Regions from separate parts of the Homo sapiens genome. Here region 1 is linked to region 2. Evidence: chromatin contacts called from ENCODE Hi-C or POLR2A ChIA-PET data. All regions are on one chromosome and are shown on one strand. Each heading gives the region's core, a stretch centred on a gene start or an enhancer-like site at or near the end of the contact. The rest is flanking DNA. Distances are from core to core; before and after follow the strand shown.

Evidence for each region. A loop is a pair of places that touch in the nucleus more often than their neighbours do. ChIA-PET counts read pairs that join two places held with the same protein, here RNA polymerase II (POLR2A).
Region 1: a loop to region 2 is called in a map of A673, with 17 times the contacts of the local background. The contact joins two enhancer-like sites. A Hi-C loop is called at or near these places in 1 of 168 maps with a recorded cell type or tissue (A673). POLR2A ChIA-PET finds 5 or more read pairs at or near these places in 1 of 52 experiments (A673).

What each region holds. Positions count from the first base shown.
Region 1 is chr18:63,378,130-63,383,704 of GRCh38, forward strand. It overlaps KDSR-DT (KDSR divergent transcript), which reads left to right. Exons shown (of 2, transcript NR_186602.1): 2 at 3,248-3,500. Among named protein-coding and RNA genes, the nearest start is that of KDSR-DT, 14 kb to the left of the region's middle. Within about 2 kb of position 1,420, at least 2 of the 41 ENCODE cell types and tissues checked have a DNase peak (open chromatin) inside an H3K27ac peak, as active enhancers do; they include A673, where a contact is called at or near this core.
Region 2 is chr18:59,205,344-59,210,721 of GRCh38, forward strand. No RefSeq gene overlaps it. Among named protein-coding and RNA genes, the nearest start is that of GRP, 12 kb to the right of the region's middle. Within about 2 kb of position 3,233, at least 2 of the 41 ENCODE cell types and tissues checked have a DNase peak (open chromatin) inside an H3K27ac peak, as active enhancers do; they include A673, where a contact is called at or near this core.

The DNA of each region.
Region 1 (5,575 bases), core at 170-2,669, 4.2 Mb after region 2:
AAATTAAAAACACTTTTTTTTGAGATGGAGTCTCTATCTGTCACCCAGGCTAGGGTGTGGCATGATCTCAGCTCACTGTAACCTCCGCCTCCTGGGTTCAAGCGACTCTCCTGCCTCAGCCTCCCGAGTAGCTGGGATTACAAGCATGTGCCCCCATGCCTGGCTAATTTTTGTATTTTTAGTAGAGATGGGTTTCATATGTTGGCCAGGCTGGTCTTGAACTCCTGACCTCAGCGGATCTGCCTGCCTCAGTTTCCCAAAGTGCTAGGATTACAGGCGTGAGCCATTGTGCCCGGCCTGAAAGATACATAGTTTCTTTTTTTTCTTCTTCTTCTTTTTTTTTGAGACAGAGTTTTGCTCTTGTCACCCAGTCTGGAGTGCAATGGCACAATCTTGGCTCGCTGCAACCTCTGCCTCCTGGGTTCAAGTGATTCTCCTGCCTCAGCCTCCTGAATAGCTGGGATTACAGGCACCTGCCACCATGCCTGGGTAATTTTTGTGTTTTTAGTAGAGATGAGGTTGCACCATGTTGGCCAGGCTGGTCTCGAACTCCTGACCTCAGGTGATCTGCCTGCCTTGGCCTTCTAAAGTGCTGGGATTACAGGTGTGAGCCACCGTGCTCGACTTGAAAGGTAAGTAATTTCTTTTGAAAGGAACTGGCACAATCCTGATACAGAGGTATTATGAGAGAAAAAAAAAAAAAGAGGGGAAAGAGCGGTGAAGAGCAGAAAGACTCCTCAATAGATTTACACTCAGGGAAAAAACAAAACAAAACAAAAAATCTTTTATTTGGATACTTAAATATTTCACCATGATTTAAAACATTTGGTGAAGCAGTTATTTTATGAAGGAAGACTACAAATGCAAGGACTCAGGGAAGAATGATGAAACAACAAGAGGAGATAAAAGTTACACTGGCAGAAATCAGGAAAGAAGTAAAAGTAAAAATCATCACAGATATGAAAATGAAAGTGAACGCAGGAGGAGAATAGAGTGAAAAACACAGTAAGGAACAGAAAGGAAATAATGAGTAAAGCAAACAAAATGAAATGAAAACAAAGAATTTAAAAGACAGAAAAAAAGATAAGAAAACAGACAAAGGATGTGAGTCGACATATGTAGAATAGGAATACCTGAAGAAAAAAAACAAGACATTAGAAATATTTTTAAAAATTTCAAATACACTTTCCTAAAATACTAAAGCATTTGAACATTTATATGTGTGTGTACACACATACACATAAATAGATAGATAGATAGGTAGATAGATATGATATTTTACACCAGGGAAAACTGACTGAAAATAATCAACATTGAGTCATTCTCTAGTAAGTATTGGATTTTAAAAGAGTGAAGACTTTGGTCAGTTAGACAAAATCATCAGGTCAGTTGTCTTAAAAAGAGATCAGGCTAGTTTCAGGTTTCTCCAGAGTGACATTCAACATGAGAGAACGATGCAACATCTGTCAGATCCTCAAGGAAGGAATGTTGTGTCAAGGTTTCACGTTCAGCGAATCTGTATTTCACCCATAAAAGTTTCAGACAAATAATTTTGAACATCTAATAACCAAGGAAATCTTTTTCCCATAAGCAGTTCTTGAGGAAATTATTAAGACTACAGGATGACTCAGCCAGCCAATAGCTGACTGGGAAAAGCATAGTAAAAGAGCAATCTTTTGAAAATTGAATCTATTTAACAGTACACCAAAGCCTAAAGCAAATGTGAGATGTAGGGTAAAGAATAATATGTATGTACATGTTATATGCAAAAATAATACAAAGGGCAAATTTTGGGAGAGGAAGGAGAAAAACGTGAAAGATGTGTGGGAAGCACTGAAGATCAGTTAGTCATTGATTCTTTTTTTTTCTTTTCTTTTTTTTTTTTTTGAGACGGAGTCTCACTGTGTCGCCCTGGCTGGAGTGCAGTAGCACGATCTCCGCTCACTGCAACCTCCACCTCCCGGGTTCAAGTGATTCTCATGCTTTAGCCTCCCGAGTAGCTGGGATTACAGGCTCCCACCACCTCACTCGGCTAATTTTTATACTTTTAGTAGAGACGGGATTTCACCATGTTGGCTGGGATGGTCTCAAACTCCTGACCTCAAGTGATCCGCCCGCCTCAGCCTCCCAAAGTGCTGGGATTACAGGCTTGAACCACCACGCCCGGCAGTTAGTCATAGATTCTATCACTAGATATTTTTTAAACTGCAGAAACGATTCTTTATCCTTCAGTGTTATTTATTTAGACATGTTTGCTTCATGTAGTGTTTAAGTGCATGTGTGGGTTTTTTTTCCCCGAACCATTTCAAAGTAATTTATAGACATCATGGCACTTCCTCTGCATCCCTGTATGAGCACACTTAAGCATATGTCTTCTAAAGTGAAGGGTACAATGCACACTAACATTACCTACAATACCATTATCGCACCTAAGGCAATAACAATTCCATAATATTACCTACAATCCAGCCCATATTCATATTTCTTCAATTGCCCCCCATTTTTTTTTCTAGATGGGATTTCACCATGTTGGGCAGGCTGGTCTTGAACTCCTAGCCTCAAGTGATCCACCTGCCCTGACCACTCAAAATGCTGGGATTGCGGGCGTGAGCCACTGTGTCCAGCCCAAATTGTCTTTTATAGCTTTTTTTTTTTTCCAAACTAGGATCCAAGCAAGGTTCATATATTGCATTGAGTTATACATCTCCAACTTTTTTTAATCTAGAAGAATAGAAGAATCTTCCAACCTTTTTAGAAAAATGACATTAACTTTTTTGAAGAGACTGGGTCAGTTGTCTTGTAGAAGACCCTGCATTCTCTTCTGACTGATTGATTTCTTGTGGTGTTATTTCTCTCTCCAGTGAATTTTCTGTAACCTGGCATTAGGTCTATGGCTCAATTAGATTCAGACTACACATTTTTTTATAAGAATACTTTGTAAGTGGTTTTCATGTTGCATCCTACCAGGTGGCACATGATGTCTGGTTGCCATTGTTAGTGATACTCAATTTGATTTCCTTGGCAAGGTGGTGACAGCCATAGCTCTCCATTGTAAAGCCAGTGTTCTCCTTGGCGGTGAGCAAGTAATCTGAGAGGACACTTCTGAATGTGGGTGGGTCATCACCAACAGTTCCTCCCTTTCCTATCTGCATATGCTGGTCCTCCCATGAAGAAGTAGAATTTATTTTTCATGCCGTAAATCTTGACTGGTCTTCTAACTTGTTTATTTCTTGGTCTGGGCCTTAAGAGGCATTGAAGCTTCCGGGATTGGGAGTAAGCTGCCATGGAAAGAAACTCAGGCTGGACTACTGCATGATGAGAGATCACATCAAAGAGAACAGTCCAGCCAGCCCAACTTGAGACACCAGACATGTGATGGAGCCATCTTGGATTCCTCACCCCAGCCAACACCATGTGGAGCAGAGGCAAACCCTCTCCATGGAGTTCTGCCTGAATTGCAGACTTGTGAATAATAATAAATGGCCATTTTAAGCCGTTAAGATTTTGAGTGGTTTATTATACACTCATAGGCCATGTAAATATCATCTCACTCAATAATTTTAACATCCATCAATGATCTTTGCCTGAATCATTTCATCGGGCTTGGCAAAGGGTATTTTAAATTCTGCTGTTCCCTTCACATTTATTAGCTGGCATTCTTCTGGAGAGAAAGAGAGAGAGAGAGAGCTTTCCCTCATCATCTAGGTATCAACTGCTATTCCTCTTAAAGAGGAAGAGCAAATGTTCAATGTCTCCCATAATTCCTAGCTTTCAGACTAAGAAGTTGTGTGATATTCACCACCAGTGGTGGCAAATGAGGCTCTCCCCCTCCACTTTTTCCCCTAGTCTTTAGCTGTTCCTCTTCAATGGCTGTGCGGTGCGCTTTGCACATCTGTCCTTGATCTCAAAGTGTTGCACTATAATCATTGATTCACTTGACTGTCCTTTTAACTGGACTGTAAGTTTCTTGAGGGCAGGGACATTATAGGCTCAAGGCCAGTATATATAAAGTTCTGACATCTGGATAGATGGTACTAGATTTCTACCATACTTCTTTTAGTTTTATTTTGGACATACATTTTACATAGCTTAGATAATACTTACAATTTTTTAAATCCTGCAATTATTTTTTTAGAGGTGATCTTGATACTTTAGTTTTTATTTTATTTTACTTTATTTCATCTTTATTTTTTGAGACAGAGCCTCACCCTGTCACCCAGGCTAGAGTGCAATGGCACCATCTCAGCTCACTGCAGCCTCCGCCTCCTGGGTTCTAGCTATTCTCCTGCCTCAGCCTCCTGAGTAGCTGGGATTACAGGTGCCTGCCACCACACCTGGCCAATTTTTTTGTATCTTTAGTAGAGATGGGGTTTCACCATGTTGGCCAGGCTGATCTCGAACTCCTGACCTCGTGATCTGCCCGCCTCGGCCTCCCAAAGTGTTAGGATTACAGGCGTGAGCCACGTGCCTGGCCCATTTGATTTTTTAATCAAAAGAATAGCTGTGTGTGGACAAAAAAATAACAGTACAGTGGGCTAAGATCTAACTTCACAGTTCCCTACCCTCAAACCCTCCTCAGCCCTGATTCCACTCCCCAGGGGCAATGACTTCCAGTCTTTTTTTAGGTTTGATTCCTGTGGATGATTTTATTTTCCAAAAGTGGCCACAACAACATCTGCCAACTCAACCGCTCCTCTTACAATGTCACCTTGACATTCCTTCCAGGGATGGGGGAATCCATGTCCCCTCCCCTCAAAATTGGGTTGGCTTCTGTGAATATTGTGATCCATGGAATATGGCAGGAGAGACACTATGTGACTTCAGAGGCTAGATTGCTAAAGGTGGTACAGCTTCCATTTTGGTCCCTGGAATACTTGCTCCTGAAGTTGCAGTCATCAGTCACCATGTCAGCAGTCAGACTGCCCCGTGGCAGCCATGCTGTGTGGAAGCCCAAACATCCTACGCAGAGCAGCCACTTGGAGCAACCCCAGGTCTCCATGAAGAGGGCTATCCAGCCAGCGCCCAGTTGCATCAGCTGTCCAGCAGCTGTGGGACTGCACCTGTGCAGAGCTCTCCTAGCCAGAAGCACCTGGCCAAGCCCTTCCTGAATTCCTGACCCACAGGAACCAAGAGAAAATAATTGAAACCATGAAGTTTGGGGATGACTTCTAAAGCAGCAATTCCAAACAAATAATTTTTCTGAGTTACCTCCCTGTCTGCTTATCGTACTACATCTCAATTTACTGACCTTATACATGATTGCTTCCTACTTTGAGAGATGAGACTTTAGCTCACTTGCATTAACCCCTCACTTGTCCCTTCCAATTTTTTAATGGTTTAGAATTTTATCACCTACCTTTGAAACTGTTTTTAAACCTCCATTTCTTGCTCCACCAACTTTTGGAATCTCATATTACTATCCATTTGTAAGATTAAGTTTATATAATGTCTATTCTTTCTTCTACATCTATTTCAATTCTCAACTTACCTTAGATATATCTTCATTATTTTCTTAATTGTGAAATACCAGGCCAGTGGAAGAACATGTAAAGTATGTATTCACTGTTATTCTCTA
Region 2 (5,378 bases), core at 1,983-4,482:
TATATAGAAATAATTATTCTTGCTGCACTTTATGCAAACAGTCAGGCCAAATATGAAAGTAAAGTCTATTTTTCAAACCGCTCAGTCCTATGATGATACGTTTTTTAAACAAAAATGAGGACTGGAGAGAGAGAAATTATATTTCAAAACTTATAATACATTTGTCATTAAATTCCAAACTCACTAGTTGTTTTTAATATTTTGCCTACATTTTACACTAACCCTGCTTGTTCCTGTGAACCTACCAGCAATCTCCAGCTGCAGCTCAGAAAGAACAAGAGGGATGGATAATGTAAAAATCTGGATCAATATTCTAGTTCTGGCCAGGCGTGGTGGCTCACGCCTGTAGTCCCAGCACTTTGGGAGGCCAAGGCAGGTAGAGCACTTGAGGTCAGGAGTTGAGACCAGCCTGGCTAACACGGTGAAACCGCATCTCTACCAAAAATACAAAAAATTACCCAGGTTCGGTGGTATGTGCCTGTAGTCCCAGCTACTCCTCAGGAGGCTGAGGCAGCAGAATCATTTGAACCTGGGAGGCAGAGGTTGCAGTGAGCCAAAATTATGCCACTGCACTCCAGCCTGGGCAACAGAGTGAGGCTCCATCTAAAATTAAAAAAAAAATTCTAGTTCTGAGCAATTATCCTGTATATCCTCCTAGGTGATGGGATTAAATAGGATGCCCACCATTTGGAGGTTTCCTATTTGAGAAAGTAAGACCAAGGGAGCTAACCAAAGCCAAGCACAATGCACCCAAATCCTAGCAGGCATAACCATAGCCACTAGTTATCTGGGTGTGTCACAAGACATCTTTTTCTCTCCCTTATTGGAGGAGGACTCAGTTCCACAGTTATACCTTAGCATTTGGCTTATGATAAGAAGTCCATGCAACGTGCAACCCCCCCGCTACCGAGACATATTTTTGTCCCAAACTCAATTCCAAGCTTCAGGTCAAGGCCATAGGAAAGAAAACTGGATTTAAGGGATCCAGAGGCAGATGATAACAGAGGTTAAAAGGCACAGGGCAGGTAAGCACGGCTGATTCCTGCCAATTAAGACAAGCCCAAGCTTCCTGTTTCATGGATAAAGGCCATGTTAGTACTATGGCATAAATGAGTTCTAGGGAATTCAAGGCTACTGAAAGCAGGGGAGATAAGGTGTATGTGGGTAAGAGTGGATGACTCCCACCCCCTAGGCCTCCCTGCTTCATGGGTGCAAGCCGCTTTGGCACACATGATGGTGCCTGCCAACGTCACCAGGACTCGGGAATGCAAGGACAGAAGAGGAAAGGGGATCGTCTTCCCTCTCTCCCTCACATACCCCGAGTATCTGCTAGGAAGAGAAGGGAACCAGGGATACCTGCTTCCCTCTTTCTCGATGGGTAGCCATTCGTCTTCAGTCTGTACCCCATTTGAATGCATCCTGAATCCCTGGGACTCCTTTAAAAGGTGCCTTCTTTTTTCCTTTCTTCTCCTCTGACCTCTCTTTGCTGATAGGTAATTGTGTCTCTGTACTACAGGACACTCCCTTCAGATGCATCCTCCAAACTGGAAAGAGTTAATTTCCCAAACCTTAAACTGGCTGGCTTAAGATTGGGCTCAGGGAGAGGGAACCCAGAATCCCAACATGCCAGCAAAAGGGTCAAGTGTTTTTTAATCAGTCAGGCTTTTAACCCCTATCTTCCTGGGCAAACTGGTAAAAGGCCTTGGGATTTTTTAGCTGTCCTTACCTCCCCCTTGTTTTGTTTTGATACATAATTTCTAGTAACTCATTTTATCTATTCTTGCCTTCAGGTCATTAAACTCCAAATGTTCATGCAACTGGAGCCTCTGAGGATGGCCCCTTCTGCCAGGAACCCTTAAATAGGTCTCTGAGATCTGATTACCATTTCCCCAAAACAGCACCCCTGTCACCTTCCTGCCAGCAGGAAGCAGTTAAGATTGGTCCTCATCTTTGGGAGGCTGAGGCGGGTGGATTATGAGGTCAGGAGTTCGAGACCAGCCTGGCCAACATGTTGAAACCACATCTCTACTAAAAATACAAAAAAAATTAGCCCAGGATGGTGGCGCACACCTGTAATCCCAGCTACTTGGGAAGCTGAGGCAAGAGAATCGCTTGAACCCAGGAGGTGGAGGTTGCAGTGAGCTGAGATTACACCATTGCACTCCAGCCTGGGCAACAAAGCAAGACCCCATCTCAGGGGGAAAAAAAAAAGATTGGTTTTCGTCCTTATCCTTAGTTTAACAGCAGCTAGATGTATGTCTTTAGATGGGGTAAGGGGTCCCTGGCAAAACTCCAGTGGGTCTGCGCACTGGGGTGGAGCCTCAGGAAGCTCACACAGTTTGCAGCCGGGAGGAGCCTGGCCCTTCCTCTTCCTGTATGGAAGATCTTCCTAGGATTCAAACTGTGAGGCAGGAAACACAGCAGCAGGGAACTCTGGCCTTGCAGAGAATCCCTGTTCCCCCCACCTTTTTTTTCTTTTCAGCAAATAAAACCCTGCTTTACTCATGCTTCAAATTGTCTGCGAGCCTATATTTTCGTGGCCGTGGGATAAGGACCCTGACTTTAGCTGAGCTAAGGAAAAGTCCTGCAACACCAGCACCCATTGGTCTCTGAAATTCCTCCCCTTGTATATTATCTCACTGCCCAGCTAGAACATCAGCTCCCTATGGGTAGGGAATTTTCTGTTTTGTTAATTTCTGCATCTACAGTGTCTATGGAAGTGCTTGGTCCATGGTTGAAGCCCAGTAAATATATGTTGGAGAAAGGAGGAAGGAGGGGGAAAAGTGGGGGAAAGAAGAAGGGAGGAAGGAGAAAAGATGGATGGAAGGAAGGAAGGAGGAAATGGAGGGAGGGAGGGAGGGAAGGAGGATGAGAGGGAGAGGGAGAAAACATAAATGGGATTTAGAAATTTAGTACCTCTAGTTCAATTCTCATCCCTATTCAGACTGAACAGTGAGCGAGCTGTGGCCAGAGAAGTGAAGTCAACAGCCAGTTGGGGGCAGTTCTCCATGTCTCAATCAGGTTAATTATTTCCTCTTTCTTGGTGGTGATGATAGGGGAGGGAAGGGGGTGGCTTTGAGAAGAGCTGAAATTTGACAGTTTCTCAATCTCAGCACTGCTGATATTTTGGGCCAGAAAGTCCTTGGTTATGGGTGCTGTGCTGTGCGGTACATTGTAAGGTGATTAGCAACAACCCTGGCCTCTGCCCACTCCATGCCAGTAGCACTGTCCCCCTCCACTTGAGCTGTGACAACCACAGATGTCTCCAGGCATTGTTAAATGTCCTGGCGGGGGTGGAGGCCAGGTATGTGGACAAAATTAGCCAAGGTTGAGAACCACTGGAGTATTTAAAATTCAGTGCTTCAAGAGAAGTGGGGGACATTTCAGGCTCTGAGGTATGAAAGCCACGGCACAAACCGTGGAGGCAGCAGAAATCTTGGGATCTGGCATGATCCCAAACTCAGAGACAGAGGAATATTCATCAACATGATGACTCAGGAAATGAATGTTTTCATGGTCTGCCAGCCCTTCCAGGTAAGAAGTTAAGAAATTTAATAAGAAAATTGATCTCTACGCACACGAGGAAAGAGAATCTAATGAGCAACAAGCCAGGCAGATTCAAAAGCCTCCAGTTATTCTCCCTAACACAGACGCAGCCATTTTTGAACACAATTATGAACTTGAAACCCCACAGGGGAATTCAGGAGAAATCATTGAAACATTTATTTGATGTGAAACCTCTGACCCAAGCAATTCATAATCAATTAAAGTGGTAGGGCCTGGAAGATTTGACGGTAGCATAGTTCTGGGATTTATTGACAAATGGTCGGTACAAGTAATAATTGGTGGCATCTGAAATTAGATCTGAACGTCAATAAAAATCAAGAAGGATTCCACAGAGCTCAGTACCGGAAACTATATTATCCAATATGCAGTGCTCATTAACAACCTGGAGGAGAAAGTCAATTTGAGTTAGATTACATTTTCAGATAATGCAAAATGAGTGAGAAATGGCAAATACCAAAGATAAATTAAAGTTAAAATTACCAAAGGGTCTGAATATTTGAGAACCTTGGTCAGAACTCAGTAAGATGAAATTTAACATGAAAAAGGAAAATATTACACGGTCAGGCTTGGTTACACCTGAAGGTCCGAGGAATCAGATAGCACACAGGGGAGGCTGGGGTGTGGTGGATAAGCTAAAGGGAAACTTGGCGTTCCTCCCACACACCTTGGAAGGTCGACTTAAGAATTTAGCAGATTGTGTCTTTAAGGAGATTTTGCAGCTGGAGAAGCAAGTCAGTGTTATAGACCTGCCATCCTAGTCAGAGTTATAGAGTTTTGCTGCAGGAAAATGGAAATTCAGGTGCAGTTTGTATCCTAATATGGCTACAAGGTGATTCAGTGCTTTGCACGTCATCGTTTTATCATGGTCATCATCATCACCACCACTTACCAAGTTCCTATTGATATGCTAGACTGTTCTAAGGACTTTATTTAGCTTTGAAAAATCCTCACAACAACCAGGTATTATTAGTCACGTTGTACAGATGAGAAAACTCACAGAGAGGTTAAGTATTTTGCCCAAGATCACACAGTAAATGGCAGAGAAGGGGTAGGGATTATCAACCCATGTTCTTTGAGAAACAAACTGCAGTAGAGGGAATCTGAAAAAAAAAAAAAAAAAAAAAAAAAAAAAAAAAAAAAACCTAGCAGATTCCTATCAGATTTGAGGAGTGGTGAACTTTGTAGGTGAGATCAGCCCTAGAGAAAGAAAGATAACATTTACTTTCAATATGCTCCTCCCGTATATCATCTAGGAATTTGTTTGGCTATAACAAAAACCTTAAACAGTGGCTTATACAAATAGGGGCTTATCTGTCACATGTAACATGAACACAGTGGTGGACAGATACTAGCAATGATTTTCCATTTCAACAATGCCAAGGCTGAAGTCTCCGCGTATTTCTTGGCCTTTCTCTCAAGATTGCAGGATGGCTGCTAGAGGTCGGTGGAATGTCTACAGTCAAGGCAGGAAGAAGGTAGAAGGGCTGTGCCATCTATATCTGTTCCCTTGATCACAAAAGCAAAAACTTTCCCAGAACCCACTGCAGGCTGACTTTCACCTAAGTCTCATTGGCCAAAACTAGGTCACATGGCCCCTGCTGTTCAGGGGGAGACTGAGAAAGCAGGACACAGGACTGCCAAGATTGAATTGAACCATGGTCCATTGCCTGAACCTGGGCCTGGGGCTCTCTGCAAGGAAGAAAGGAAAAGTGGGTATTGGGTAAGCTACTAATGGTATCTACCACTACCTTTTTCTCTCTTCTCTTCACCAAGCGACCTGATTCCTGCAGTGTCTTGATTTGAGCAGCTGA